Linked DNA regions of Homo sapiens: region 2 is linked to region 1. Evidence: read pairs that join two places in POLR2A ChIA-PET (ENCODE). Cell type or tissue: MCF 10A. All regions are shown on one strand. Each heading gives the region's core, and the rest is flanking DNA. Links, peaks and the distances in the headings are about the cores only.

Region 1 (16,409 bases), core at 7,611-10,110:
GAACATTGTAAGATTGTGTTAAAACTATTAAATTTTTTTTTCTTCAACTTTTAAGTTCTGCGGTACATGTGCAGGATGTTTGGGTTTGTTACATAGGTAAACGTGTGCCATGGTGGTTTGCGGCACAGATCAACCCATCACCTAGGTATTAAGCCCAGCATCCATTAGCTATTCTTCCTGATGCTCTCCCTTTCCCTGCCACCTCCTGGCCCCCAACCACAGGCCCCGGTGTATGTTTTCCCTGCCATGTGTCCATGTGTTTTCCTTGTTCAGCTCCCACTTGTGAGAACATGCAGTATTTGGTTTTTTCTTCCTGCGTTAGTTTGCTGAGGATAATAGTTGCATATTAGAAGATTCTGTGAAGTGATTGAAAGCATTTAAATTACCATTTATTGACTTCCTAAAAAATGTTATATTTTTACAATAGAAGTATAAACAGAAGTCTAATTTGCCCACTGTTGTTCTTAGCAGACTGTATAATGACATAGGTACCAGTTATAATTTCAGATACAATCAACATGAGAGTAAAAAATGACTGACTGAATGAAGAAACAAATGAGTATGTCTTCTTAGTCCACTGTACAATAGTACTCCTTTATTTTTCCTGATGCTCTCCCTTCCCCTGCAGTTTTGCTTTCCAAGGTTTCAGTTACCCAAGGTCAACCAAGGTCTGAAAATAGGTGAGTACAGTATAAATATTTTGAAAGACCCCACTCACATAACTTTTGTTACAGTATGTCATTGTAATCGTTCTATTTTGTTAATCTCTTACTGTGCCTAATTTTACATGAAATTTTATAGGTATGTATAGGAAAAAACAGTATAGTCATGCGCTTCATAATGATGTTTTAGTCAATGATGGATTGCATATATGACAGTGGCCCCATAAGATTGTAATGGAGCTGGAAAATTCCTGTTGCTTGGTGATGTAGCCAACTAAATGTCATAGCACAACATTTGTGGTGATGCTAGTGCAAACTAAACCTACCATATTTCCAGTCACATAAAATTCATAATAAACCACTGTGTTACTGGCTTATATATTTACTGTACTTTTTAGCATTACTTTAGAGTGTACTCCTTCTACTTATAAAAAAAGAGTTGACTATAAAACAGCTCGAGATAGGTTTTTCAGGAGGAATTCCAGAAGAAAGCATTGTTATCTTAAGAGAGGACAGCCCCATGCACGTTACTGCCCCTGAATACCTTCAGTGGCATAAGATGTGGAGGTGGAAGACAGTGATATTGATGATCCTGTCCCTTTGTAGGCTTACGCTAGTGTGTATGTGTCTTAGTTTTTTGTTTTTTAAACTTTTATGAGACAGGGTCTCTCTTTGTTATCCAGGCTGGAGTGCAGAGGCGTGATTGCAGCTCACTGCAGCCTCAAACTCCTGGGCTCAAGGGATCTTCCTGCCTCAACCTCCCAAGTAGGCAGATTCCCAGGTGTGAGGCTGAGGTGGGAAGATCCCTTGAACTCAGGAGTTTGAAACCAGCCTGGGAAACACAGTGACACCCTTTCTCTGCAAAAAAAGAGGAAAATTAACCGGACATGGTGCCACATCGCTGTAGTCCCAGCTACTCATGAGGCTGAGGTGAGAGGATTACTTGAGCCTGGGAGGTCGAGGCTTCAGTGAGCAGTGATTGTGCCATTGCACTCTACCTTGGGCAACAGAGTGAGACCCTCTCTCTAAAGAAATTAATTAAAGAAAAATAAATTTAAAATTAGAAAAAAAGCTTATAGTATAAAATATAGTAAAAGAAAATACTTTTGTACAGCTGTACAATGTGTTTGTGTTTCAGGCTAGGTATTATTACAAAAGCGTCAAAAAGTTAATGCTACTCTCACTCATTTGCATGTTGTGGGCTTTCCTGAATAGGATGGGGATGGGTAGAATTTTAAGCAGTGATCAGATAATCAAGGGACCAGCAGCCTGCGTTATCAGTGCTGTAGTTCTAGAGAACAGCAGTTACTGAAGTTACATTACTAGTTTGTTCCTTATCACTTCTATTCTCCAGTAGTAGATGGGATCTCTTTCACAAAGAGATAGTTTTACCTAGAGATAGATTTTTCTTTTTTTTTTTCTTTTGAGACAGTCTCACTCTGTTGCTCAGGCTGGAGTGCAGTGGCATGATCTCGGCTCACTGCAGCCTCTGCCTCCTGGGTTCAAGCGATTCTCCTGCCTCAGCCCTCTGAGTAGCTGGGACTACAGGCACCCGCTACCACCCATGGGTAATTTTTGTATTTTTAGTAGAGACAGGGATTCACCATGTTGGTCAGGATGGTCTCAAACTCCTGACCTTGTGATCTGCTCATCTCGGCCTCCCAAAGTGCTGGGATTATAGGCATGAGCCACCCTGCCTGGCCTCAGAGATAGATTTTCATTGAGGAATAAGGCAAGGCTAGATGAAGAAGACTTAAGCAGATTAATGGTACATCTATGTTGTAAATGAGCAGGAATGATGCTATTTGTATTTCTTAGTGTGACACAAAATTTGTGATCACATAATCACAGTTTCACAATGTGATGAGTTATTGAAATTTTCAGGAGCACTGTTTGTATTAATGCTAATAATATAAAGTCTGTGCATTGTGATTTTACCAGTAAAATAAAACATATGTTTATCCTTCAAATGTATAGCCTTCCTTACTTCATCTGTGGAGTTTAGAGCTGAACAAAGAATCAACATCCAATTAAGAACATCAAGCTCAGTTAAAAATTTGATTAGTCATATTTATTTATTGCTATAAAATAATACTTTGAAATATTTTAGGGGCTGATTTCATTACTCACATGCTTACAGATTATTTAATGATTTGTCTTACCGAAAAAAAGGTTATTTTGTTTACTTCTCTGGCATTTTTGACTTTCATGGAAGTCTGGATATCTCACAAGTGAATATACATTATTGGAGGGGGAAGGTTAAAGTGTAGTTTTTAAGAAAGACTTAGAAGGTACTTTTTTTTGTTTTTAACGTTATTTTTTTACATGTTTTTGTACATGAATTCATATTCATTTTCATAGGGGCCGTTTTTGGGTAATTTATAAAGAAAAGGGGTTTAGTTGGCTCATGATTATGCAGACGGTTCAGGAAGTATGGTGATGGCATCTGCTTTGCTTCTGGGGAGGTCTCAAGAAACTTATAATCATGACTGAAGGCAAAGGGGGAGCAGACACATCACATGGCCAGAGCAGGAGCAAGAGAGAGAGAGCAGGGAGTTGCCACACACTTTGAAAAGACCAGTTTTTATGAGAACTTACTGTCACTAGAACAGTACCAAGGGGATGGTACTAAACCGTTTATGAGAAATCTACCTCCATAATCTAGTGACCTCCTACTAGGCCCCACCTCCAATGCTCAGGATTATAATTCAACATGAGATTTGGGTGGGGACACATATCCAAACTGTATCAGAAACCAAAAGGCTGGAGTTCATTCCTCAGTCAGCCTTCTATCTTTATAAATTTGGACTTGAACCAGGCTCAGCAATTTAGATGTTCCCATCTCTATGTAGGCAACAAACCAAGGCACAAGAATAGTCTAATGTCCTGGGTTTTAGCTGTGAACCCAGCAGCTCTCCAGCCTTAGTCTGGGACCTGCAGCAACAGGGCTGTGTACTAAGACTGTTCTTGTGGTGGGATTTTAGCCATGCCTCACTTACCTTGCTGTCCATTTTCTGGGATAGCTTTCCAAGTTGCTTGATTTGGGGAGCAAGCTAATACCCTTCTGATAATGTCTCTGTTTACAGAATATATTTTTTTCCAACCAAGTATCCTAATGAATAATGAGCCTAGTATAATTTTCACTGTTGTAACTAATATGCCAGCCATCCTTGTCATGGATTAGAGTTAATTATTTTTAGATTCTAGCTAGCTTATTTGTTAACAATGTCTTTCATGATGTATTTAATTTAGGTTCTTAGAGGCCTCAGAGGCACTACTCACTAGAAATTTGAGATCCTCCCAATTTATTATAAAACTCCAAAGCTCCTTTTTGATTGCATTGGATAACAAAACTGGTTCCTTTTGCTGTATAGGAGCTAAAGGAGCTTAAAATGTCTTCTATTTTATCAGCAAAAAACAAAAAAAAAACAACACCATGAATTATAACCTCTCATTTACAAAGTATATAGGACACAGAGCTGCAGGTTGCCCCAGGGCTGCTGCAGCTGATTATGGAGTTGTACTGAGGACTGGTAATCAGTTGAATTGTGTCCTCCAAAGAGATCTTGAAGTCCTGTCGGGGGGACTTCCATCCTAACCCCCCAGTAACTAAGAATGTGACCTTATCTGGAAAGAGGTTTTTGCAGACAATTAAGATGAAGTCATTATAGAGCGGGCACTAATCCTGTATTATTGATGGCCTTATAAAAGGGAGATTTGGACACAAATATAATCATGTAAAAAAAGAGGATGTAAAGACATGGAGAGAATACCATATATAAGCCAAGGATGCCTTAGGCTAGAGGCTACCTGGTGCTAGGAAAGAGGCATGGAAGAGTTTCTCTGTCACTGCCCTCAGAAGAAACCAACACTGCCAGCTTGACCACAGACTTCTAGCCTCCAGAACTGTTAGATTATACATTTCTGTCATTTAAGCCAACCAGTTTGTGGTACTTTATTGTGGTGGCCCCAGGAAACGAATACAGGAACATTTACCTAATCTTGGCAAGCAGTTATGGCTTCTTGCCAAACCAAACATCCATAGGACTACATACTCACAGAGGTAGCAACTTCTTCTGAAGGACACCTATTAGCAGCCTAAACTTTCCTCTAAGAAACCCAGCCTACTCTTGTGTCAGACTGCTGAAGGCAGCTACTTATATAGCCTGAATGTTTATTTTCCCCCAAACTCTGTATGTTGAAACCTGATCATGAATGTGATGATGTTGGAGTTTGGGCCTTTGGGAGGTGATTGAATCATGAGGGTGCTGAATGGGGTTAGTGCTTCCTATAAATGAGGCCCCAAAGTCACCTGGCCTCTTCCATCTTCTGATGACACAGTCAGTTGGTGCCGTCTATGAATCAGGAGGCAGGCCCTCACCAGACACCTGCTAGTGCCTTGCTTTTGGATTCCCCAGCCTCCACAACTGTGAGAAATAAAATTTCTGTTATTTATAAGCTACCCATTCTATTGTATTTTGCTATAGCAGCCTGATATCGTTTGGCTGTATCCCCACCCAAATCTCATCTTGAATTGTAGCTCCCATAATCCCCATGTGTCTTGGGAGGGATCCGGTGGGAGGTAATTGAATCATGGGGGTGGGTTTTTCCCATGCTGTTCTTGTGATAGTGAAAGTCTCATGAGACCTCACGGTTAAATAAAGGGCAGTTCCCCTGCATATGCTCTCTTCTCTGCTGTTATGTAAGATGTGCCTTGGCCCCTCCTTCACCTCCTGCCATGATAGGCCTTCTCAGCCACATGGAACTGTGAGTCCATTAAACCTCTTTTTCTTTACAAATTACCCAGTCTTGGGTATGTCTTTATTAGCACCGTGAGAATGGACTAATACAGTAAATTGGTACCAGTAGAGTGGGTTACTGCTATTAAGATACCTGAAAATGTGGAAGTGACTTTGGAACTGGGTAACAGGCAGAGGTTGGAACAGTCTGGAGGGCTCAGAAGAAGACAGGAAGATGTGGGAAAGTTTGGAGCTTTCTAGAGACTTGTTGAATGGTTTTCACCAAAAAGTCCAGGCTGAGGAGGTCTCAGATAGAGATGAGGAACTTACTGGGAACCAGAGCAAAGGTGATTCTAGCTATGCTTTAGCAAAGAGACTGGTGGCATTTTGCCCCTGCCCTAAAGATCTGTGGAACTTTGGACTTGAGAGAGATGATTTACGATATCTGGCAAAAGAAATTTCTAGATGGTAAAGCATTCAAGAAGAAGCAGAACATAAAAGTTTGGAAGATTTGTGCTCACTTCAGTGGCACATATACAAAAAAAAAAAATTGAAAGATTTGTAGCCTGACGATGCAATAGAAAAGAAAAACCCATTTTTGCGGGGAGAAGTTCAGGCCTGCTGCTGAAATGCACATAGGTAAGGAGAAGCCAAATGCTGATCATCAAGACAATGGGGAAAATGTCTCCAGGGCATGTCAGAGACCTTCATGGCAGCCCCTCCCATCATAGGCCCAGAGGCCTAGAAGGGAAAAATAGCTCCCTGGGCAAGGTCCAGGCACCCCCTGCTGTGTCCAGCCTAGGGACTTGGTGCCCTGCATCCCAGCTGCTTTAGCTCCAACCGTGGCTAAAGGGGGCCAAGTTGCAGCTTGGGCTATGCCTTCAGAGGGTGCAAACCCCAAGCCTTGGCAGCTTCCATGTGGTGTTGAGCCTGCAGGTGCACAGAAATCAAGAATCAAGATTTGGGAACCACCTCCTAGATTTCAGAGGATGTATGGAAATGCCTGGATGTCCAGGCAGAAGTTTACTGTGGTGGCAGGGCCCTCATGGAGAGCCTCTGCTAGGGCAGTGTTGAATGGAAATGTGGGGTTGGATCCCACATACACAGTTCCCACTGGGGCACTACCTAATGGAGCTATGAGAAGAGGGCCCACTGGGGCACTGCCTAATGGAGCCATGAGAAGAGGAGCTGTTAGAAGGGGGCTGTGAGAATGGTAGATTCACCAACAGCTTGTACCATGTGCCTGGAAAAGCCACAGGCAGTCAACGCCAGCTCATGAAAGCAACCAGGAGGCCAGGGGCGGGGTGGGGGCGTCTATACCCTGAAAAGCCACAGTGACGTAGCTGCTCAAGACTGTGGGAACCCACCTCTTGCATCAGCATGACCTGGATGTGAGACGTGGAGTCAAAGAAGATCATTTTGTAGCTTTAAGATTTGACTGCCCTGCTGGATTTTGGACTTGCATGGGGCCTGTAGCCCCTTTGTTTTGGCCAATTTCTCCCATTTGGAATGGCTGTGTTTACCCAATGCCTGTACTCCCGTTGTATCTAGGAAGTAACTAGCTTGCTTTTGATTTTACAAGCTCATAGGTGGAAGGGATTTGCCTTGTCTCAGATGAGACTTTGGAATGTGGGCTTTTGAGTTAATGCTGGAATGAGTTAAAACTTTGGGGTACTGTTGGGAAGGCATGATTGGTTTTGAAATGTGAGGACATGATATGTGGGAGGGGCCAGGGACAGAATGATATGGTTTGGCTGTGTCCCCACCCAAATCTCATCTTGAATTGTAGCTCCCATAATCCCCACGTGTCATGGGAGGGACCTGGTGGGAGGTAATTGAATCATGGGGACAGGTCTTCCCCATGCCGTTCTTTTGATAGTGAATAAGTCTCATGAGATGGTTTCATAAAGGGCAGTTACCCTCCATGCATTCTGTTGCCTGCCTCCATGTAAGATGTGCCTTTGCTCCTTCTCCGCCTTCTGCCATGATTGTGAGGCTTCCCCAGCCATGTGGAACTGAAAGTCCATTAAACCTCTTTTTCTTTATAAATCACCCAGTCTCGGGTATGTCTTTATTAGCAGCATGAGAACGGACTAATACATAGCCCAAACAAAGACAGCTAACGTGGTTTAACGTGTCTGACTGATTGAGGTATAACGAAACCAACTCATTGTGTTATTAGTGTACTTGAGGAAGATCTTAGGCACACAGCCAGTACAGGCAAATTAAAATCCTCAACATTAACTTGGAAGTGTTTATTTGTAGGAATCAGTACTGGCCTCAAAACCATTTTTATATCAGATTCTGTATATCAAAGCCACCAAATTTAGTAGTCTTCCTTAAAATACCACTCACTTTTCTCTCCTACTTAAAAATTGGATGCATTTTTCTTCTCATTTTAGGGGTGTGAGGGGCTATGGAGGGTTATCAGATGGTAAGTGGCTTATGATCAAGAGAAATGATACCAGTGAAAATCTGTCAGAGTTTTCCTTCAGTCATATTGTCTTTAGTTGGCAGGTGTTTGAATGAGAGAAGAAATAACTATCAAAGACCAAAGAGCTTATCTTCAATTTTATTGTTGGGAATCTACAATTGCAAAGTGGTTCAAAGTCATTTCTTATACCACTTCACAATACACACACAGATTTAGGAAACTTAAAAAAAGTTCTTTAAAAAATTCTAATAGGATTTACCCTATTTTACTGGCCAAGTGTAAAAAATAAACCCTAAATGTGACTTTCTCTAATTTTCCTTGTACAATCTTATTGACATTTTTTATAGCTAATCCATATATGCATAGAACCGAGGCTATTATTTTGCTGCAACAACTTTTATAAAAAGGTTATGAAGTTTAAAAGTATATTTTGTATCAAGAGTACTTAATATTTGTAAACACTAAGAAACAAACATACTTCCTATCAAAACCTCTAGCTGCCATTTGCACACTGTTTTTAAGGTGAAGCCTCCCATTTCTTGAATTACTTATGCAGAGCTGAGCAGGCTCATGTGGTTCCACTCCCACGTTAAGTATTTGTTCTTTGGGCATAGGTCATTTCATCAGCATGGGTATTTTCTGACCACCCACTCAGAGGGTCCCACTTTCCAGCAGAAGTTCTCATATCTGGGCTTAAGAATGATTTACAGTGACTGTTCAGATTTGGAGGCAGAGCGACTTAAAAAATGTATACCTCTTCCTAAAGTCATTTATTTTCTTCGAGAACTCTGGACATTCCATAACTGGGTGTGTAGTATGAGTAGAATGAATTCAGTGCTAGCCTCTTGCTGGAGAGGGACAAGTGCAGGTTTAGAATTACAGCTTATGTTAGAAGGTTCTCTTCTCATGATACCTTCATGTTAGAAGAAAGAGGACAGAGGCAGAGCTGATGGAATCTCATAAAATAACAGCTAATGCCGTGTGTCAGGCACTATGCTTAACAAGTATCTGTTTAACATGTGTAAATGCTCTTTAGCTCTTGCTTTTCTATAATATAAAACAGTCCTGGAGTCCTGTTCTTCCCCTTCCTTTCTCTCGTGTCCTTTGACTGTCTTTTGCAGCCTCTGGCCTTTCTCATTATCTACTACAGCTTGCTACCTGACTCATCAAAGGCACATGGGTGTTGCAAGAGAGGATGGTATCCTGTGTTTATACCATTAAACTTGCTATTATAACAGGAGCTATAAAGTGAAAAAATAGAGACAAGAAATAAAGCAGAGATTTGTCATCCATGAGCTTGGGGCTATTGATAATTATGAAGAGAGGAGATATTAAGTATTCTGAACAGTAACTTGATATAGTTGAGAATGCTGGACTTGAGTTCAAAAGACCTAGGTCTAGGTCTTGGATCTGTCAGCATTAGCTGTATGGTCAAGTCAACCCTTTTTGAGCTTCAGTTTTTTCATCTGACAGGTGGGAAAAACATCTCTCTTTCCTACCAAAAATAAGTTGTGGATATCAAATGAGACAGTGTGCTTAAAACTTCCTTGTGAATGATAAAATTTTATGTAAACATAAGCTGTTTGATGGATTAGAAATGGATATGAAGAAGAAAAATATGGTTTAAAATTGTTAGTAAAATTTCATTAAAATTTGGACACGTAAACTTAACATAGTTGGCTTTCTCCTTATAGGGCCCTATGTTAATTTTTTTTCTAACTCACTAGGTTGCTGACCCTGAGTAATCATGTCTGTCTCTTCATTTTATAATGCTCTAACCTTCAGCTTCTAGGAGCCTGTAAAGATGGTTTTTGCTGTCACAAAGCCAGGTCCTAAAAGGCAGATTTGAATCTCACTTGAAAAAATGCAGTTTCACACATTAAAGGCAAGGAGAATTTTTGGCTATTGGTATAAAACAAAGATCACTGCCCAAAGTGAAAGAAATATTAAAGAAAAGCTTCCATGGCAGTGACTTCCTGTGGAAAACTTGATCCGACCTTCAACTGCTGGATAAATTACTTTCATTTTGGAGATATATGTAGAAACCACGTTGATATCTTGGTCACCTAGAAAAACATATACATTATTTTAACTACAGAAAAGGTAATTATCAATCAACAGTAAGGTAGTCCTTTGTAATTATAAAAGGGAAGCAATTTCATAAGCAGGGGTAAAGTGTCACAGAAGACAAGAACGCTAGTGATCATAAGTACAAAGAATTTGATTGCTTTTTCATGCTCCAGATGTAAAATGTGTCTGTTGTTCAATATTGGGTAATTGGGGGAAGTAGAGTTGCCTCAGCTCTGTGATGACTCTAGAAAGAGGTCATTGACATCATAGCCTTTGAACCACTCCAGAACAAGGGCATTAGGGAACTGGGTCAAGAGCAATTAGTTGAGAGATAAAACTGGCTTCCTTTTGTTTGCCTGCCCAATAATTATTTTCATGTAATTGATGATGGGACTTGGGGGATTTCCTTTACCAAAGAGAGGAGAGGATAAATGCTAATTGCCTATAGCTACAACAAACCCATGTTTGTTGGGAACCCATGTTCTGTTGGGAACCCAACAGAATTTTATTTTAAAAATATCACTCCAGTACTTAAGAACCCTTCTCTCTTCAGTGGTTTTCACCTCTGGGTGTACACTAGAATCACTGAAAAAGAGTTTAGCCCCAATCCAGTTAACTTAGAATCTCTTAAGAGCTGCGGCCGAGCCATTGGTATTTAATTTAAAATGCTCCTGAAGTGATTCTAATGTATAACCAGTGTTGAGAACGCTTAGGTCCAGGGCTTCCTTAGCCTTCTGCATGAGCTCCTCTCTCTAACATCCTTCAGTCTAGGCTTGAGTGGTGGACAGCTGATGGCTATCAGCCTCTTTGTCTCATGGGGCTTTTACGCCTGCCCTTCCATCTTCTGTCACGGAAGGGACAGAAGAAGCCAGCACCTTTCCTCCCAGGAAGGGCTGCCTCCTTTGGTCTGGTCCTGCCCTCCACGCTCCTTGGAATAAGTAGCTAAAATGACAGGTCCAGCATGATAAGACTGAGGAAGATCCTGGTGGAACTACCCAGAGATGCCAAGAAGCTGCTTGTGTGTCTTGTAAGCATGCTGGTCTCTGCCCTAGGAAGAGGAAGGGGAAGTGTGTCCTATGTCAGTGGTCTGTATGCACATAATGTGACTCTCAACAGAATTTCTAAAAGTGAGGCTGGCATATAATGTCCCTCAATGCTGCCAGAAGTACCAACTGACATCAAGTATGGTTATTCCTATGATTTGTACCACCAACCCACTGTGCTGAAAGGGCGGCGCTCACCCCATCCACTTCTACCTGACTGATTCACACAGAAACTTCTTCAAGAAAGAAAATTTAAATGATTTAATGTGATGGTTTTCCATATCCTAAAATTCCAGAGGTGTGATATTTCTGTTAATGCAAAACTCACTTATATTTCACAATTTAAATAGCTGCTTAGATGTAGTTAAAAGAATTTTAAAACATTTTTGATTTACAAATGTTTTGTCTCTGGGGTTGGATGAAGGCATGTGTGTGCTCGGGGATTGACAGGGTACATATTCCTCTCTGCTGTGCTGTGCTGCTGCTTTCCAACAAGCAAAGCAGGAGGGAGTCAGCAATACAGGGAGTCACTTTGCCCTCCTGGCACCACTAGTAGCTCCCCTTCTTGGCCCAATTTTGTTGTTCTTTAGAGAAAGGAAGAGACAGTCATGCTTACCAGAGTCATGTCTTAATAATTCATCTTTTATCATCTGGAACCCATCTCCACCATTGGCCAGGAAGTTTGGGAGGATCACCTTATATACCTCGTCCATTTTGAGAGGGTCATAACTGGGCACTCGACACTTGGTGCAAAGAACATCTAATTTGACTACTCTGTCTCCAGGTTTTCGGGAAAGATCATACACCACATGGATTCCTAGAAAAGAAATGAATCTGTTTTCACCAGATCCAAAGGGAGATTTCTGTTTCCTAAGGAATTTTGGCCAAACTCTACAATTGGGGCATGGGGCTGTGGTTTTTCCTTTGGTTTAAACCTGAGTGAAATTTTGTCAAGAGAATTGTGACATTGCAGCCACCCTTTATCCTTGAGTCCTTACAGGACATATGAGAACCACTGGAAGGAAAACCAGCTCTGGACCAGAATAGGCAAAGGGTGACTCTACATGGACAAAACCACATCTTTTTCTGTTTTTCCCTTAAAATGCTGAATTGGTCTACTAAATTGATTCAATGGCCTTAGAAAGTGAGAAACAGATCAGAGGCAGAGAGCATTTTACAATTTTGAAGACCATTAAATGGTAATCATTTGGGATTTGGTGACTTCCACAAGGCATAGAGCTATGCAGTGCTTTGCTAGAGCATCAGAAAACTGCTTTTCCCTCAACTCCCTTCTGGGAAAATGGAGGATGTTTGGGTTGCCCCATAGGCATTAGGACAGGGCCCCACTGCCTTCTGTAGCCCTTCAGTCTCAACAGCAATGTGTTCTGCAGAGGAAAACTCAGGAAAGCAATTCTATCTGTCAAGCGGGACCACAACCTAAGGTTAAAAAAATGAGGCCAGATTATGATTTCCAGGTAAAATAAGATTGCTTTTAAAGGATTAATTCACTGGACTGTGGAATTATTAACAAAAGTGTTTCAGAAGCCCTTGGCAATTTAGGAAGCATTTATTTCCATTCAACTTTCACTGCAGTCCATGAGATAAACAGGAAAGGTTTTCTCCCTGTGCCCAGAGGGGTTGAGAACTTGCCCCAGGTCACAGTGGGACTAGAACCAGGTGTTCAGGTATGTCTGTGCAGTAGGCTGCTCCTTCCAGGAATCATCCTGGTTAATACAGATTGGACAGCATTCCTTTAAATCTTGGCATGGTTCCAGGCAACGATGAGTAGAACAGAGGAGAGGATTTAAAAAAAAAATAATTGAATGCTTAAATAAGATTTTATTAGAAACTAGACCTCAAAGCAGGTGACCTGCTTAGAGGGCCCATCTGATGTCCAAATCAGACTTGGCAAATACTGCTTATTGCCAGGGCTTTGGGGCTTTGGGGCTTTGACCCCAACCTAATCTTAGTGGCTCTGAGAGTCCACAGCCATTAAAGGGTAAGGTATTGGTGTTGGGTCGGGAAAAATCCAAACCAGTTTGACCACAGGAATTTTGGTGAAGGGGAAGCTGAGCCAACCAGCAGGAAATGCCATGTCACTTTGGATGGGCCAGCCCTACAGGATGGGTGACTTACCGCCCACCTGCAGGAACTCTCCAGTGGACTGGCCGTAGCGGTGCACGCTATGCTCAAAGGCCTTCTTCAGGGTGGAACCTTTTAACTGGACTAGGTCAAATGTGCCTCCAAAGGGCAATACAGCAGCCAGGTTCTCCCAGGTAATTGTGCCTGAGGGTAGTCACAGATGAGGCAAGAAGGAAAATAGCTTGAGAAAATGCTTACACCATGACCAGTTTCCCTCAGCGCTGGGGGAAGAAATGAGGGGGACATGGGAAGCTTATAGAGCATCATTAGCTATGTCTAAGTGGTTCCTGACACTGAGGAAGGGAATGAGTTTAGGAGGCCTCTGGCCCTGCACTCCACCACTGGGCAAGATGGCGGGAGCTCACAAATGGCTGTGCCTCAGAAGTTCACCATGCTCAGTCTTAGATCTGCTAGCTTGGGGCTGGATCTCCAGTAGTTTGTTTTGCATTGTTCCGTTCCTCCAGACAAACAATGTGCCCCTGCAACCTGTCCCTGTTGTCTGACAATGGGATGCGTTTGGGGCCTTATACTGATACTGATTGGTTTTCACAGTAAATCAGGGAGGGCTACAAGAGTGTCTTGAGTATTTGTGTAGTTGATTTGTTTTGCCATATGATATAATCTTGGATATCTGTAAATATACTAAGGTAACATTTTAATCCAGTGGTATGTCTTTTTCAGGACAGAAGATTGGTGATTTTGTCTCTTTTCAGATGCCAAGGTGGTGACTGTTGTTATTTTGCATAAATCAGAAACAACTAGTATAGCTTTGTAAGTCAGAAATTCAGACCAAGTTTGAGTTCCACTAACCTTACCTGCAGCTTCTGTGTGTGAATACATATAAGAACACACAAGCTTGTGTGTGTCCTTCAGGCTAGGTTTTAGACTTTAATAATGGCTAACCCTAATTTAAAGGACTGACATTCTGGTACATGGCTGGCAGCAGAGATGAACTGAGGCTGCACATGGGTGTGTTCAGGGCAAGAACCATAACAGAAAAGGAGATCAGAGAGAGAACATGACACACTGAGGAGCTGGGCCTGGGAGCATACCATTGTTGCGTTCATCAATGGGCGACCGGATACCACCTCCATTTAAAATGCACATGGATACGTGGTTCCAGAACATTTCATCCGTGTGTCTCAGGTTGTTGTTAATCTGCAACAGTAGCACAGATTTACACTAGTTACTCTGGCTCTTCTTCCTTAGGATCAGCTCCAGGAATCTGGTTAGCTCTAGTGAGGAAATAAAGCTGCTTTTCACCTGCTGCTGTGTTCCCAGGGATCTCTCAACTATAATTAGAACTAATTTTATGCTCCCAGAAGTAAAAATATACTGTTACCAGTCCATGTCAAACTCTTATTTCCCCCTCCTAAAACTCCCATACTGTCAGGCCAGGTGGCCTTAGCAAAATGGTCTCTCGGTTGTAGCCCTGGTGTCGGGACTGGGCCTCCCATGCAAGGTGGCCTGCAGAGTCACTCCTGCACAGGCTTCTCCAGGGCAGGCCATGCCCTCTGCCTGATTCTGAGGGCTTGGCCCTAGAGCCTGCTCAACACCAGACCTCATGCCAAAGAGAACCTGGCCTCCACGTCTATGTCTGCAGCTGATTCCCAAGTTGGCAATTTTGGAAAGACAGAGACAGCCTTTTGAAGCTGGGGAGAATCACATCCATTCTTACTTTTATTTTACAAAATATATGTTTAGTTATAAGAAATAAAATGAATATATTCTCATTTAGGAGACAAAAAGCCGAAAAAAAAAAAAAAAAAAGGCCAGGCATAGTGGCTCACACCTGTAAATCCCAGCACTTTGGGAGGCTGTGGCAGGTGGATCACCTAAGGTCAGGAGTTCGAGACCAGTCTAGCCAACATGGTGAAACCCCGTCTCTACTAAAGATACAAAAATTAGCTGGGTGTGGTAGTGGACACCTCTAATCCCAGCTACTTGGGAGGCTGAAGCAGGAGAATCGCTTGAACCCAAGGGACGGAGGTTGCAGTGAGCTGAGATCATGCCACTGCACTCCAGCCTGGGCGACAGAGCAAGACTCAGTCTCAATAAATAAATAAATTAATTAATTAAATAAATAAATAAATAAAAAGCAAAAGCTCTCCTTTGTCCTAGCCTCTTTAACAGAGTGGATAAGCACTGCCAACAGCCTGGGTTGTTTCCCTCCAGACTTCTCTTAACATTTATATACCAGCTTCTCCTTAACTACTTCTCTGGCATTGACTGCATGATGCTGAGGAGACATCATGAGTCTGGTCTTGGCATGAGCATGATTGTTGTCATTTACACGGCAAACATTTATCGAGTGCAGTTGTATCCTGGGCACTGGGCAATGCATGCCAAGCACTGACAGAAATGACTTCCCTGGGTGCAGGCTGTGAGCCCATGGAAGTAGTAGTCCGACATAGGAGACCTTGGCTCAGTAAGGCCCCCAGAGAGCTACCATGGCCATTCCGCCTGGTGACAAGTAGACGGGCTTGTTCTTCATACCTGGTCTTGCTCAGCCATAGGACTTGTTATTACCATTAAAACTGTGTGTTGTCTTTCTGTGCCTGTGAAAGAGGTTCCTGTCACACAAGGCCAGGGTTCTCTGGAGTCAAGTGAACAGATGAGTGAAAAACAGTCTGGCCAAACAGATATGCTTTTATCTATTATGTTGATATCTCCAGGGTAGCAGAGTTTGTGCATTTGCATCATCTTACAAAAGGAAAGCAACATCCAAAATTCAGACATCTAAGAACACCTTAAAATAAAGGTTTTAGTTCTTGTAAAGCAGTATGTTGGTGGTTACCTGATCTCCTTCCAGCACCTTAAGAAGGTACTGAGTATGAAGCTACATCAGGCTTTTGTTTAGGCACTAATGTTTTATTTATTTTTCATATTTATTTAATTTTAGAGACAGAGTCTCGCTCTTTTGCCCAGGCTGGAGTGCACTGGTGCAATTATAGCTCACTGCAGCCTCCTGGGCTCAAGCCATCTTCCCACCTAAGCCTCCCGAGTAGCTGGGACTATAGGCACATGCCACCACCCTGGCTAAAAATGTTTTGAAATCCCTCATTCTGTAGCTATCGATCTATCCCTTCTCGCATCCTTCCTTCCTCTTCCCTCTTCCTTTCCTTCCTCCCTAGCATATGTCCACTCCTGCTGATGACTTACCATTGCATCACAAATCAGGTTGCCCATGTTGCATTCTCTAAAGCGGCATGATTGAGAGGAGCCATCCAGATAGACAATTGTTTTCCCTAATTCCTGGGTAGAATAATTATCCAATTTTATCCTCCATTTGTTAATGTCTGCTTTTATGCTTGGATCT
Region 2 (16,409 bases), core at 7,895-10,394, 1.4 Mb after region 1:
GAAATAAACCTTTGTTGTGTCATACCAAGATTTGAGGATTAACTTCTTACTGTCTGACAGCCTAGCCTAGCACATATTTCCCCCGTTAACAGAAGCCACTAAGTAGTTAGTGATTCCAGAAATTCTCATTCTAGCATGATCCCAGGTCAAAAAATTCAGGGGAAAAAAATACCCATTTTATTGCAGTGTGATTGGCCCTGTGCAGTTAAATGGATCTCAACTCCTGTCATCCAGTACATTAAAGGAAAGTCCAGCCAGGGATGGCAGATAAACATTCTCTCTCAGGTAAACTGTGATTGGTTCCTGGTGGCTGCCTGGAGATCTGTTTTGAAAATGATTCTCAGGCAAAATCTTGGCTATGCAGGGAAGATGATGCAGTCCATTGCTGATGTCTGTTGTGGGCACGGGCACAGGGAGTCAGGGCACAGGTGGTGTTATCTGTCATCCTGTGATTACTACTATCAAAGGGAAGCTCACACACTTCCATGTGTCAGCAATTATGAGATCCTAGGGAGCCATTTGGCCCTGGCCTGAGATGTCTCCAGGGAGAAAAATATTAAATTCAGTGGTAGATCCAGCACCAGTCCATTCTGAGCTTGCAGACTTACTCAGGTATCTTAACCATGCTGTTGGAATCATGTTCCAAAAGGATGCTGTTGATGTTCTACTTTAGGAAGTAACTGTCTTAGTGACAAACCACCCAGAGAGCCAGATATGTAAAGCAATCAGAATTCAAAGGTGTTGGTCCTTCTGACCCATCACCAGGATTCTCTACCTAGCTGCCATTCTAGATTCATCTTACTGTTTCACTTTGAGACACAGCCAAGGTGAAGCTGGGATAGAATAAGGCAACATTTTGAAAGTGTAGATATAACGCTTAGGGTCTGGGTATCCCATGGGGAATGGGTTCCTTTTTCTTCTCCCTCCTACTCTTTACCTAGACTCTTCAGCTCACACAGTGACTCATCTTTACTGAGGGATGCTCTGAGCCCAGCTTTTGCAAGAAGCTCCACAGTCTGCTCACTTCTGTGTTTACAACAGGGATGTCCAATCTTTTGGCTTCCCTGGACCACATTGGAAGAAGAATAATTGTCTTGGGCCACACATAAAATACACTAACACTAATGATAGCTGATGAGAAAAAAAAAAAAAAACACACACACACACACACAAATATCTCATAATGTTTTAAGCAAATTTACGAATTTGTGTTGGGCTGCATTCAAAGCTATTCTGGGCCGCAGGTTGGACAAGCTTGGTTTACAATAATCCCAGGAGGCAGACACTTCTTTATTTATATATAAGGAGTCTCAAGCACAGAGAAGTTAAGAATCCAGGCCAAAGTCTCAATAAGTAAACCTGGAAATGTTTGAGTCCAGAGCCCCGTGCTTGGCACAGTATGTGATAAAAACAAATAAACAGAAGTAATCATCATGGTGGATGGGAGGCAGGACTAGATTGCAACTCCAACTTGGATGGACAGAGCAGTGTGCAGAGGCTCACACTGAATTTTAGCTCCAGATCCACTGCAAGAACAAACCAGCAATCCCAAGAGGACCCACAGACCCTCTGAAGGAAGCAGATTGCTCCTGCAGGACCCAGGAGATACCCCAAATACTGTGGGTGCCCCAACTGCAGAAGTGGGAAAGGGAGAGCCTCCTCTCCTGAACACACATCCCCACTAGAGAAACTGAAAGTCTCTTTGTGGGAGAAGTTTCTGACCATACCTGGAGCTGAGTCAATTTAGAGAGCCGAGTGAAATACAGGGGTAGAGGAAGAAGAAGAAAGGCCCTGGGCGCTCGCTGGGTCCACAAGCAGGCCATTCCTGCCTAGCACCATAGGAATATATAGGCAGGGCGGCCAGAGGAGCCAGGGGATCAGGGGGAGAAACACCACAGGGAGAAGGAAATCTCCAGCTGAACTTTGTAACAATTTGAATGGGGCAAGAAGCCTCCTGGCCAGAATTCGGGGAAGGACACGAATCCAGTGTGCAGACTCCATAGGTGGGGAATGAACCAAGCCCTTTTCTTTTGCAGCTGCGGGGAGGGTAGCCTGGGGCAAGTTCTCAAGTCTGGCTGCCCATTGCCTGGAAACAGATTAGGGGCTGTTAGTGGGGACATGGTGGGAATGAGACCGGCCCTTCGATTTGTATGGGAGCTGGGTGAGTCCTGTGACTGCTGGCTTTTCTCCACTTCCCTGACAACCTGCATGACTCAGCAGAGGCAGCCATAATCCTCCTAGGTACACAACTCCATTGACCTGGGAGCCTCACCCCCATCTCCCACAGCAGCTGCAGCAAGACCCACCCAAGGAGAGACTGAGCTCAGACACGCCTAGCCTTGCCCCAACCCGATGGTCCTTCCCTATCCACCGTGGTAGCTAAAGACAAAGGACATATACTCCTGGGAGTTCTAGGGCCCTGCCCACCACCTGTTCCTCCCCAAACTACCACAGCTGATGCTCTCTGGAAAGCAACATGACCCGGCAGGAGGCCAACCAGCACAAAAACAGAGCATTAAACCACCAAAGCTAAAAACCCTCACGGAGTCCATTGCCCCTCCCTACCACCTCCACTGGAACAGGCACTGGTATCCATGGCTGAGAGACCCATAAACGATTCTCGTCACAGGACTCTGTGCAGACAACCCCCAGTACCAGCCCAGAGCCAGGTAGACTTGCTGGGTGGCTAGACCCAGAAGAGGGACAACAATCACTGCAGTTCAGCTTACAGGAAGCCACATCCATAGGAAAAGGGGGAGAGTACTACACCAAGGGAACACTCCATGGGACAAAAGTATATGAATAACAGCCTTCAGCCCTAGAGTTTCCCTCTGACAGAGCCTACCCAAATGAGAAGAAACCAGAAAACTAATTCTGGTAATATGACAAAACAAGGCTCTTTAACACCCCCTAAAAATCATACTAGTTCACCAGCAATGGATGCAAACCAAGAAGAAATTCCTGATTTACCTGAAAAAGAATTTGGGAGGTTAGTTATTAAGCTAATCAGGGAGGCAACAAAGAAAGGCAAAGCCCAACACTAGAAGTCTAAAAAACTATACAAGAAGTAAAGAGAGAAATATTCAAGGAAATAGATAGTTTAAAGGAAAAACAAAACTTCAGGAAACATTGGACACACTTATAGAAATGGAAAATGCTCTGGAAAGTCTGAGCAATAGAATTGAACAAGTAGAAGAAAGAAATTCAGAGCTCGAAGACAAGGTCTTCGAATTAACCCAATCCAACACATTGAAAAAGAATAAGAAAATACGAAAGAAGCCTCCAAGAAGTCTGGGATTATGTTAAACAATGAAACCTAAGGATAATTGGTGTTCCTGAGGAAGAAGAGAATTCTAAAAGCTTGGAAAACACATTTGGGGAAATAATCAAGGAAAACTTCCCCAGCCTTCCTAGAGACCTAGACATCCAAATACAAGAAGCACAAAGAACACCTAGGAAATTCATCTCAAAAAGATCATTGCCTAGACACACTGTCATCAGGTTATCCAAAGTTAAGACAAAGGAAAGAATCTTAAGAGCTGTGAGACAGAAGCATTAGGTAACCTATAAAGGAAAAACCTATCAGATTAACAACAGATTTCTCAGCAGAAAACTACTAGCTAGAAGGGATTGGGGCCCTATCTTCAGCCTCCTCAAACCAAACAATTACCAGCCAAGAATTATTTATCCAGTGAAACTAAGCATCATATATGAAGGAAAGATACAGTCTTTTTCAGACAAACAAATGCTGAGAGAATTCGCCACAACCAAGCCACCACTACAAGAACTGCTAAAAGGAGCTTTAAGTCTTGAAACAAATCCTGGAAACACATCAAAACAGAACCTCTTTAAAGCATAAATCACACAGGACCTATGAAACAAAAATACCAGTTAAAAAGCAAAAACAATAAAACCAAAGTACACAGGCAGCAAAGAGCACCATGAATGCAATGGTACCTCTTATCCAATACTAACATTGAATGTAAATGGCCTAAATGCTCCACTTAAAAAAATACAGAACCACAGAATGGATAAGAACCCACCAACCAACTACCTGCTGTCTTCAGGAGACTCACCTAACATGTAAGGACTCACAAAAACTTAAAGTAAAGGGGTGGAAAAAGGCATTTCATGCAAATGGACACCAAAACAAGCAGGGGTAGCTATTCTTGTATCAGACAAAACAAACTTTAAAGCAACAGCAGTTAAAAGAGACAAAGAGGGATATTATGTAATGGTAAAGGCCTTGTCCAACAGGAAAATATCACAATCCTAAACATATATGCACCTAACACTGGAGCTCCCAAATTTATAAAACAATTACTTATAGAACTAAGTGGGGGACTTCAATCCTCCAGGGAGAGCACTAGGCAGCTCATCAGACAGAAAGCCAACAAAGAAACAATGGATTTAAACAATGGATTTAAACAAATGGACTTTACAAATATATTCAGAACATTTCATCCAACAACCACAAAATACACATTCTATTCAACAGTGGATGGAACTTTCTCCAACATAGATCTTATGATAGGCCATAAGACAAGCCTCAATAAATTTAAGAAAACTGAAATTATATCAGGTACTCTTTCAGATCACAGTAGAATAGAACTAGAAATCAACTCCAAAAGGAACCTTCAAAACCATGCAAATACATGGAAATTAAATCACCTGCTCTTGAATGAGCATTGGGTCAAAAATGAAATCAACATAGAAATTTAAAAATTCTTCAAACTGAAACACAATAATGACACAACCTATCAAAACTTCTGGGATACAGCAAAGGCAGTGCTAAGAGGAAAGTTCATAACCCTAAACACCTACATCGAAAAGACTGAAAGAGCACAAACTGACAGTCTAAGGTCACATCTCAAGGAACTAGAGAAAAAAGAACAAACCAAACCCAAACCCAGCAGAAGAAAGGTAATAACCAAGATCATCAGAGCAGAACTAAATGAAATTGAAACCAAAAAAATACAAAAGATAAATGAAACATAAAGCTGGCTCTTTGAAAAGATAAATAAAATTGATAAACCATTAGCAAGAATAACCAAGAAAAGAAGAGAGAAAATCCAAATAACCTCATTAAAAAAATGAAACAGGAGTTATTACAAATGACACCACTGAAATACAAAAGATCATCCAAAGCTACTATGAACCTTTACGCACATAAACTAGAAAACTTAGAAGAGATGGATAAATTCCTGGAAAAATACAACCCTCCTAGCTTAAATCAGGAAGAACTAGATATCCTGAACAGACCAATAACAAGCAGCGAGATTAAAATGGTAATTTAAAAATTACCAATAAAAAAAGTCCAGAACCAGACAGATTCACAGCAGAATTCTACCAGACATTCAAAGAAGAATTGGTACCAATCCTTTTGACACTATTCCACAAGATAGAGAAAGAAGGAACCCTCCTTAATTTATTCTATGAAGCCAGCATCACCCCAATACTAAAACCAGGAAAGGACATAACCAAAAAAGAAAACTACAGACCGATATCGTTGATGAACATAGATGCTAAAATCCTTATCAAAATACTAGCTAACTGAGTCCAACAACATATCAAAAAGGTAATCCACCATGATCAAGTGGGTTTCATACCAGGGATGCAGGGATGGTTTAACATATGCAAGTCAACAAATGTGATACACCACATTAACAGAATAAAAAACAAAAATACATGATCATCTCAATAGATGCAGAAAGTGCATTTGACAAAATCCAGCATCTCTTTATGATTAAAACTCAGCAAAATCAGAATACAAGGGACATACAGTGTAACAAAAGCCATCTATGACAAACCCACAGCCAACATAATACTGAGTGGGGAAAAGCTGAAAAGTTCCCTCCGAGAACTGGAACAAGACAAGGATGCCTACTCCCACCACTCCTCTTCAACATAGTACTGGAAGTCCTAGCCAGAGCAATCAGACAAGAGAAAGAAATAAAGGGCATCCAAATCGGTAAAGAGGAAGTCACACTGTCACTGTTTGCTGACGATATGATCATCAGCAAACCCTAAAGGCTCCTCCAGAAAGCTCCTAGAACTGATAAAAGAATTCAGCAGGCCGGGCACAGTGGCTCATGCCTATAATCCTAGCACTTTGGGAGGCTGAGGTGGGTGGATTGCCTGAGCTCAGGAGTTCGAGACCAGCCTGGGCAACACAGTGAAACCCCATCTCTACTAAAATACAAAAAATTAGCCAGGCATGGTAGTGTGCGTCTCAAAAAAAAAAAAAAAAAAAAAAAAGAATTCAGCAAACTTTCCAGACACTAGATTAATGTACACAAATCAGTAGCTCTTCTATACACCAACAGCGACCAAGCGGAGAATCAAATCAAGAACTTAATCCCCTTTTACAATATCTGCAAAAAAACACACACAAAAAAACAAAAAACAAAAAAACAAACTTAGGAATAACCTAACAAAGGAGTCAAAAGACCTCTACAAGGAAAACTACAAAACACTGCTGAAAGAAATCATAGATAAAACAAACACATGAAAACACATCCCATGCTCATGGATGGATAAAATCAATATTGTAAAAATGACTATACTGCCAAATGCAATCTACAAATTCAATGCAATCTCCATCAAAATACCACCATCATTCTTCACAGAATTAGCAAAAATAATTCTAAAATTCATATGGAACAAAAAAGAGCTTGCATAACCAAAGCAACACTAAGCAAAAAGAACAAATCTGGAGGGATCATACTATCTGGTTTCAAACTATACTATAAGGCCATAGTCACCAAAACAGTGTGGTACTAGTATATAAATGGGCACATAGGCCAATGAAACAGAACAGAGAACCCAGAAATAAACCCACTTACAGTCAACTGATCTTCAAAAAAGCAAACAAAAACATAAAGTGGGGAAAGGACACTCTTTTGAACAAATGGCGCTGGGATAATTGGCTAGCCACAGGTAGAAGAATGAAACTGGATCCTTATCTCTCACCTTATACAAAAATCAACTCAAGATGGATTAAGGACTTAAATTTAAGACCTGAAACTGTAAAAATTCTAGAAGATAACATTGGAAAAACGCTTCTAGATGCTGGCTTAGGCAAGGATTTCATGAGCAAGAACCCAAAAGCAAATGCAATAAAGACAAAGATAAATAGTTGGAACTTAATTAAACTAAAAAGCTTTTGCATAGCAATAGGAACAGTCAGCAGAATAAACAGACAACCAACACAGTGGGAGAAAATCTTCACAATCCATACATCTGACAAAGGACTAATATCCAGAATCTACAACGAACTCAAACAAATCAGTAAGAAAAAAAAAAAAAAAAACAATTCCATCCAAAAGTGGGCTAAAAACATGAATAGACAATTCTCAAAAGAAGATATACAAATGGCCAACAGATATATGAAAAAATGCTTAACATCACTAGTGATCAGGGAAATGCAAATCAAAGCCACAGTGCGATATCACCTTACTCCTGCAAGAATGGCCATAATCAAAAAATCAAAAAACAGTAGATGTTAGCATGGATGTGGTGATCAGGGAACACTTCTACACTGCTGGTGTAGAATGTAAACTAGTACAGCCACTATGGGAAACAGTGTGGAGATTTCTTAAAGAACTAAAAGTAGGTCTACCATTTGATCCAGCAATCCCACTACTAGGTATCTACCCAGAAGAAAAGAAGTCATTATACAAAAAAGATACTTGCAGACACATGCTTATAGCAGCACAATTCACAATTGCAAAATTGTGGAACCAACCCAAATGCCCATCAATCAACAAGTGGATAAAGAAACTGTGATATATATGGTGGGACACTACTCAGCCATAAAAAGGAATGAATTAACAGCATTTGCAGCAATCTGGATGGGACTGGAGACTGTTATTCTAAGTGAAGTAATTCAGAAATTGAAAAGCAAACATCTTATGTTCTCACTGATACGTGGGAGCTAAGCTATGAGGATACAAAGGCAGAAGAATGAAACAATGGACTGTGGGGGCTTGGGGGTGACGAGAAGGAGGGGGTGAGGGAGAAAGGACTACAAACATGGTGTAGCATATACTGCTCGGGTGATGGGTGCACCAATATTTCACAAATCACCACTAAGGAACTTCCTTATGTAACCAAATACCACCTGTACCCCAATAATTTATGGAAAAAATAACAAATCTGGTTGCTTGCTAACATCTCCGGTTCAATAGAAGGAAGAGATTAAAAATTGCCAATCTGAGATAGTTGAGTGTAGTGGTTAATGACAGGAACTTCAGCACCGAAGAGACTTTAGTTTGAGGTTTGACTCTACATTTTTTCTTTAACCTGTGAAGCCTTAGGCAAGTGTCTCAGCCTCATGTTTCTTATCTGTATTGTGGGAACACATGGAATTTACTTCATCTTCCTGTGAGGACTTGGTGAGATATAAAGTAATTAGTTGACCCTGGAATCAAAAAAAATGGCTCTTATTATTTTCAATGTTGTATCGTCCTTCCCCTCACCCCCTAATTATCATAGGCAAACTTAAAATTAGTTGTTTTCTATTAACATTGGCTATATGGAAAAAACAATGTCCACCTAAGAAGGAAACTCCTGCCAAACAAATGTCAAGTTTGTTAAGACCTAAAGGCCTTTATAACAGATTTATTTCAATGTTTTTCCACATGTTCTGATTCTTTCAGTTTTCTATTATGATATACTGCAACCAAATGCCATATCTTATACTGTGTCATATTGTGCTTAGAAGCATTTAAAATATGGCCCTGAGGGAACATCCATTATTTTCTTAAATGTTATAAAAAGTTATTTTTCCTTAACCTTGTTAGAAGCATTCAGGGTTAAAATGACCCCTGTTCTGTGATTGAGCATTGTTCAGAATAATCATCAAAGACAGACTGTCTAGTGGCAAAAGGGAATTGCCAACTGTAAGGCTAAAAGGCAAGTCTCAACTACCCAGGGTTGCCATGACACCACACGGAAGTGAAGATTAGTCAGGGATCTCCAGAGAAAACAGAACCAACACAATGTGTGTGTGTGTGTGTGTGTGTGTGTGTGTGTGTTTATAAAGAGAGAGTTTTATTTTAAGGAATTGCCTCATGTAACTTTGGGGACCAGCAAGTCCCAAATATGTAGAGTAGGCTGGCAGGGTGGAGACAGTCCAAAGGCAGTGTCCTGGTAGAATCCCTTTTGGCTTGAGGAGGTCAGTCTTTGTTCTCTTAAGGCCTTCAACTGACTGGATGAGGCCCACTCACAGCATGGAGGGTAATCTGCTTAATCCAAAGAGTACTGATAAATGGTACGCTCAACTAAGAAATACCTTCACAGAAACATCTAGAATTGTTAACACATAAAATTAACCATCACAGGAAGTCACATTCTATTTCATGCTAGTGTTCCTAGTCCTAAAATCTCCTGTCTTCTACATCACACACATCTATCTCAATAACCCACAAAACTCCATTGGTTCTTCTGAGGAAAAGGAAGATTAACAGGGTATTATTATTCCCTGACCACTCTACGAGTTGTGCCTTAATCTGAGTTTATTCTAGGCTTTTCTTAACCCTCTTGTAACCCACACCATATTTTCAAATTCGCTGGGCCAATATAATAGAAGTGAAGCATGTGCGAATATTTACAATGACATGAAGAGAGAAAAAGGAAAGCTTGTGTCTTTTTAGTGGTTGTTAAATAGATTCTCAGCCATATGTCTCCAAATGCTTCAATAAAAATGATATTTTCCTTTCATTTAAAATGTTTGTGTTTAAATTTTTTTTTTTTTTGAGACAGGGTCTTACTCTGTCATTTAGGCTACAGTGCAGCAGCACAATCACAGCTCACTGCAGCCTTGACTTCCTGGGTTCAAGTGATCCTCCCACCTTAGCCTCCTGAGTAGCTGGGACTACAGGTGTGCACCACCATGCCCGGCTGATTTTTGTATTTTTTGTAGACACAGGGTTTTGCCATGTTGCCCAGGCTGTTCTCGAACTCCTCAGCTCAAGCAATCCTCTCACTTCGACCTCCAGAACTGTTGGGATTACGGGCATGAGCCACCGTGCCTGGCTGTGTTTACATTTTTTTCTTCCTAGCCCCTGATATCTAGAAATAGCTGAGTGATGGCAAGAACTGTTCCCTTTGCACAGGCATTTGTTATAGTTCAAGTGCAGGCTGAAGAGTGAACAACAGATGCCGGAGGCTGTGACGAGACACAACCATGAAAGAGAGCTGCTGCCAGGCTGTGAGGCAAAAATGAGATACTGAATATAAAAATGCCAGGATTCGGCCCGGCGCGGTGGCTCACGCCTGTAATCCCAGCACTTTGGGAGGCCAAGGCGGGCGGATCACGAAGTCAGCAGATCGAGACCATCCTGGCTAACATGGTGAAACCCTGTCTCTACTAAAAATACAAAAAAGTAGCTGGGCGTGGTGGTGGGTGCCTGTAGTCCCAGCTACTGGGGAGGCTGAGGCAGGAGAATGGCGTGAACCCGGGAGGCGGAGCTTGCAGTGAGCCAAGATGGCGCCACTGCACTCCAGCCTGGGTGACAGAGCAAGACTCCGTCTCAAAAAACAAACAAAAAAACAAAACAAAACCAAAATGCCAGGATTCCTGTGAAACTTATATTCACTCTCCCAGGTCTCTCCCACCCTCCCCTGTCCTGCTCTGTGCTTGGGAAACTAGCCTTTGATGCAGCCTCTGGCTGCTGGTTGTGTTCAGCCAGTGGGGAGCAATGGTGAGAAATGGGAAGGAGGGAGAAGACTGAGGTCTTGGTCTTAACTTTGAGGCTCCTTCCCTGAGAGGTCACACTGGATTAGCTGTGTCCCTCAGCCCAAAGTCACAACTCCTCTCAGCAGACTCCAGGGTTCCAGCTGTGGCCCCACCCCTTGCTTCCTGGGATCTAGGATGGCTGCTCCTCAGTGTTGCCAGCCCTGCTGTCCTGCATGAGCCTGCGTAGTTGCCCTCTTCCCTGTCCATAACTTCCGCACAGCCCCTTTATCAAAAACTTTTTTTCTTTTTCTTTTTTTTAGACAGAGTCTGGCTCTGTTGCCCAGGCTGGAGTGCGGTGGTGTGACCTTGGCTCACTGCAACCTCCACCTCCCAGGTTCAAGTGATTCTTGTGCTTCAGCATCCCAGGTAGCTAGGACTATAGGTGCCCTCCACCACAACAGGCTAATTTTTTGTATTTTTAATAGAGACGGGGTTTCACCATAGCGAGGCAGGTCTTGAACTCCTGGACTCAAGTGATCTGCCTGCCTTGGCCTCCCAAAGTGCTGGGATTACAGGCGTGAGCCACCATACCGGCCAAAAACTCTTTTAATTACTGTTGCCTGCTGGTGCTGACTAATGAGGTATTCAATATTCTCTATTTTCCCTTTTATTAAAAATTTGGTATAAAATATATAAATCCTTTAATATATTTCTGAATTTTTTACAAGCCATTACTGAACAAATACTTTTTGATGTTTCTCAATGTTCTTTAAGCACTCATGTAATACTTTCCTCCATCAATCCAAAGTCCAGCATCATCACAAGTCCTACCATGTTATGAGAATTATGTAAACCACAGTGTTTGCCTTTGTATCCTAGTTTTAAGAAAACTCTGTTAAATTTATTAATCATTGTCAATAGTTAAATTGAGTTGAGTATCCAGGAACAACTATTACTCTGCTTCTTGAAATAATTTTTAAAACTGGTTTTCATCCTATTTTGCCATTGTCTTTTCCACTGTTTTTAATATGGTGAATCATCTAAATCCTTTTGGGAATATGAATAAAATACATTGTAATTAATAAACATTTCAATGTAAAAATCAGGCCCACATCATCATTAAGACTGTAGGAAAGGACCAAGAAACCCAATTTCATAAAAGTCCACTTGAAAATAAGCCCAAGACGCAAGAAACAAAAAGCCAGGAGAATAGCTGGATCCCATCCACGGGCATCTGGGTCCAGACAGCAAATCTATAACCACCCCCTTCTCTTCATCCACGGGAAGCACCTCCGGCCCTGGGTAGTAGTTTCTATTTCCTCAGTCTCCTGTGAGGCTTAAGAGACATTTAGGAACAGCCCAAACTTACTCTTGGTGTGGGGCTCCTGTCTTGGTCAGCAAGGTCAGCACAAAAAACATAAAAATCACGAAGACTGCAAGACCAACCCAAAATCCAATCACAATGGAATCTGAAAGACAGTTAATTCTGGGATTAGTATTTCACAGTAGTTTAAAACTTGAACATTCAAGAATCAGAGCTTTTTGGAGAGGCTTTGGTACATGAAACATGAAAGGAAGTCAACAGTCTGATCCGCAGTTGGCTGGAGACTGATAAGATGTAAAGGATGAGGAGGAGGGAAGAGTCTGCTCCGCCTCCAGGTTTCTGTCTCAGATAGCATGAAGGGATTTAGGCCTCATTGACTCATGCTTTCCATATCTCAAGGAAGGAACCTAGACCAGAGCATAGGTTATCTAGGACCTCAAGATTCCACTAATGTGTTTTGAGTTAGAAAATAAAATTTTTAGCAGACTATCAACTCAAGTTTTAAGTGCATTTGGATTCCTACTGTTAAAAGAAAAACTTTAGACAAATTAAATTTAACAGATATTAACTGTGCAAGGAAAACAAAATTCTTGAACCGGGAAGCTCCCAGAATCAGAATAGATTCAGAGAGACTCTGGGCTGCCTCATGGTTGGTTAAGATTTAGGGACAGAAAAAGGAAAATGATGTACAGAAAAAAGAAGCAAGGTACGGAAACAGCTGGATTTGAACACCATTTGAACAGCTGTCTGCCTGGGAGTGCCTGAAGTGTAGCTGCTGTGATTAGCTGAGACTGAGCTATTGTTACAGAAGCATTGGCTAGGTTTTCAGTTTGCTTACCTAGTAAGCTAGGTCACAGCTCATACCTAAGAATGCAAGTATGCAAATAATGGAGGCCTTCTTGGGCCAAATTTTAGTTTAACAACTCAATTGGTTAGCATCTCAATTAGGTAGCAACTTTGCATTCTCACTTACGTTCACCATGGATAATTCAGGCTCTCATTACTTCTTGCAGAGAACATACAGATGGCCTCTTGAGTGCTCTCTCTGCCTTCTGCCTTTCCCTGTGCTTTATTTCTGTACAAACCTGCTTTAATCACAGCCCTGATGATATTGCTCTTTCATGAAAAGCTCTCCAACAAAAACAGAACTGACCCACTTTTCCAGAGTAAAAGAGATTCCACACATAAAGCACTTTATACAATGTCTGACATCTGAGAAAACAGTACACCACAGGTGCTGGCTACTGTCATTAGAATTGTCATTTTCTCCCAATTTACCACTTTAAAAGCCATGTGTTTCCAATCAAACTAGGGGACACTGTGTCCCTGTATTTACCTTAGCCACAGCTTCCTCACAGCCACACCTTACCAGGGCTCTTACCACTACCTGGCTGGAACAACTTTTCCCAACGTGGAGCTAATGAAAGTGTATCCATCCTTCCAAGTCCATCCGCTACACTATCTACTAAGCCTCAACTAATTTCCATAATTGATGTGTTGTCTCCCTCCTTTGAACCCAATAACATTTTTGTCTGTAATTCCCTAAACAGGGCTCTCCTTGGTCCTATCTTGGATAACAATCACAATTCTTTATCTCTAGGACCAGGGTTAGATTGGATTGTCTACAGAACTTGGTACTTGCACAATAAGGCCTCAAATCTAGGACACAACAGAGTTGAATCATTCTACATTTTTTGGCCTACACTAAGAAGCTTGTCTATGTGGAAATACAATGAGGATGCTTAGCAATTTTCTAAAAATAAGTGATTAGAGCTTAAATATTAAATGTGTTTAAATGCAAAGCTTTATTCTAATTAAATTATGTATATGTAGCACTTTTTCCAAAGTGAAGAAATCAGATTAACAATTTACTCTGCATAATTCATACTTTCATCCTACATATACTATTGCCTAGAGGTTAACAATGTGTATTCAGCACTCTGAAAAACTAATGTGTCTAACCTTAAGTGCCAAAGAAATAGAAATTGTATACTTTGCCTTTTAATATAGTAGAAATGAGGCATAAAAAAAGACATAAGGGCCAGGCGCAGTGGCTCACGCCTGTAATCCCAGCACTTTGGGAGGCCGAGGCGGGCAGATCACGAGGTCAGGAGATCAAAACCATCCTGGCTAAGACAGTGAAACCCCGTCTCTACTAAAAATACAAAAAAAAAAAAAAAAAAAATTAGCCGGGTGTGGTGGCAGGCGCCTGTAGTCCCAGCTACTCGGGAGGCTGAGGCAGGAGAATGGCGTGAACCCGGCAGGTGGAGCTTGCAGTGAGCCAAGATCGCGCCACAGCACTGCAGCCTGGGTGACAGAGCAAGACTCCGTCTCAAAAAAAAAAAAAGATGTAAGGACAAATACCAAACACCACATGTACTGAGGTACAACTAACATGAAACAATTAAATCTCAACTATCTAGGCATGGACTGTGAAGAAACATTGTACAGATAAATAACAGTTCCCTACACTGTACTTTATCAACTGCCTGCATAGCAAAAGCAAATTCTAAAATTATACACCAATGCTATATTTAAGTCTTCGGTTTAGAATTGAATCATGTTGATTGACATTTTTCAAATCTGTGTATTAGGAAGGTGTTCTCCTAAGGACAGCTTTCACACTGCAAATGGTGGACTGACTCCCAGAGGTGGAGGAAAGCGTGCCCTCAACCCAGCCCAGTCCCCCTTCCCTCTGCCCTTCTAAGTACCCCCAGGGAGATAATCAAAAAGCAGCAATAATGTGAAGCATGGGAGGGTTACAGCCTTCAGAGAAGGCAGGTGGCGGCAGAGTTGGGGAGAGGCAGGCTGTGGGTAAAATCTGAGAATCCTCATGATCCAACAGCATTTCCAAACATTTCCTTAATAATGCGGCATCTATGTTTTTCATGGCAATATGCTTTAAGTAGCTCTGCTTATTCACATTTCCCTTTGAACAAAATTTAGCTTCCTCAAGTTATTTCCACTAATTTCCCCCAACCTCATCTTCTGCCCTATGACCCATCCCCAGGGGATTTTCTCACCCTGAGCCTCTTACAAGAAACATCAGAGATCCCCATCTCATCCCAGAAATATCCAAACTCTCCTGAAGTTTTATTCACATGTAAGTTTCATGGGCATAGGCACTACAGTAAGATGGGAAAAGTGGAGCCCGTTGTCTTCCCAAAAGCATCCTTTTCTGGGAAGAAGTCAGAATAAAGCTTTATACAGAGCAAAGCTCCAATGAGGCTAGATGGTTAAGAAAGTCAAAAGAAGCCTTCCAAACGAGTTTCCACCACCGCCAAGCTACCACACTCTGTCCTGTCTAGACACTGAGCTACTTAGAGACTACTATTGTAAAGGGGTAGAACAATTGCCCAGGGGAATTGCAAATGGAATGCGTCAGAATAAAGTAACCCCCCTTAACCTAACCTTTAATGAATGGAATGGAACAAGAGAGCTGAAAGTTGACATGATTTTTTTCCTTCCCAATCTAGGGTAGGACTAGGTTAACTACTCCATCCGACTCACCCTCCTCTCCACCTCCTGAGAATAAATGGTGAACTTTCCACTTCGTGGTTATATGAAAAACAAGGGTTAATACTTCACTTGAAAGAGAGGTTCATGACACTTTCCTCACACCACTTTTTGTTCCTAAGGCAGTAGGGCCAATTCTGTGATATGAATTCCTGGCAAAGAGCCAACAGTGATGTTCCCACACTTGTCTCTACTATCTTACTCCAAGCCTTTGCAAACTCTAGCTGTTTCTCATCCTAATGACCTGGCTTCTTGCTGACCCATCCATGCATGGGTCTGGTATCTGCAAGGTGGCACACGAAAAAGCATGAATTTGGCCACCACTGATAGCTCAAATTAAGAGGCTATTCCTTTAGTCTTTTCTCAACACAGCGGCCAGAGTGGTCCTGCTAAAATGTGATTGTCCACTCATTGACTCATCAGCTTTTGCTTCTGATGCTTTAAGAACACCCTGTCTCACCCAGCCACACTCTTCATAAATGACCCATTCCTCTCCTTCCCTTTATAGTGAGACACTTGAGAGATTTGTCTGTACATGCTGTCCCCAATTCCTCTCCTCTCATTTTTTCTTGAACCAATTCCATCAACCTTTTACCCCCAGCATTCCACTAAAACTGCTTTTCAAATCATTGCCAGTAACTTCTACATTATAAATCCAATGGTCAAATCTCAGTCTTCAATTAACTTGACCTAATAGCAGCATTTGACACAGACTGTCTTTGCAACCCTTTTTTCAGTTGGCGTCCAAAAAACCACAATTGTCCAGTTTTCTTCCTACTTTCTGTACATTCCTCTCAGGCACCTATGCTGCTATGCAACCCTCCAACTTCTAAACACAAGCGTGCCCAGGGCTCAGCATTGGACTCTTCAGTTTTCTGTCTACACTCA

What was found. ChIA-PET counts read pairs that join two places held together with the same protein. Peaks named below come from ENCODE experiments on the same cell type or tissue, not always from the same donor. Only the 100,000 strongest peaks of a DNase experiment are listed, where the experiment ranks them.
Region 2: POLR2A ChIA-PET joins it to region 1 with 5 read pairs; 1 of 35 experiments calls an interaction of 5 or more read pairs at or near these places.

The regions. Positions count from the first base shown.
Region 1 is chr6:85,487,333-85,503,741 of GRCh38, reverse strand. It overlaps NT5E (5'-nucleotidase ecto), which reads right to left. Exons shown (of 9, transcript NM_002526.4): 5 at 16,253-16,407; 6 at 14,143-14,248; 7 at 13,085-13,234; 8 at 11,565-11,765; 9 at 7,958-9,901. The coding sequence ends at 9,738. Among named protein-coding and RNA genes, the nearest start is that of NT5E, 45 kb to the right of the region's middle. RefSeq lists a silencer at 2,263-2,504. In MCF 10A, for the core only: no CTCF peak of the experiment used is centred there; a DNase peak (open chromatin) is centred at 8,981.
Region 2 is chr6:84,058,634-84,075,042 of GRCh38, reverse strand. MRAP2 (melanocortin 2 receptor accessory protein 2) reads right to left here. Exons shown (of 4, transcript NM_138409.4): 3 at 12,051-12,150. Among named protein-coding and RNA genes, the nearest start is that of MRAP2, 33 kb to the right of the region's middle. RefSeq lists an enhancer at 1,591-2,091. In MCF 10A, for the core only: no CTCF peak of the experiment used is centred there; a DNase peak (open chromatin) is centred at 8,962.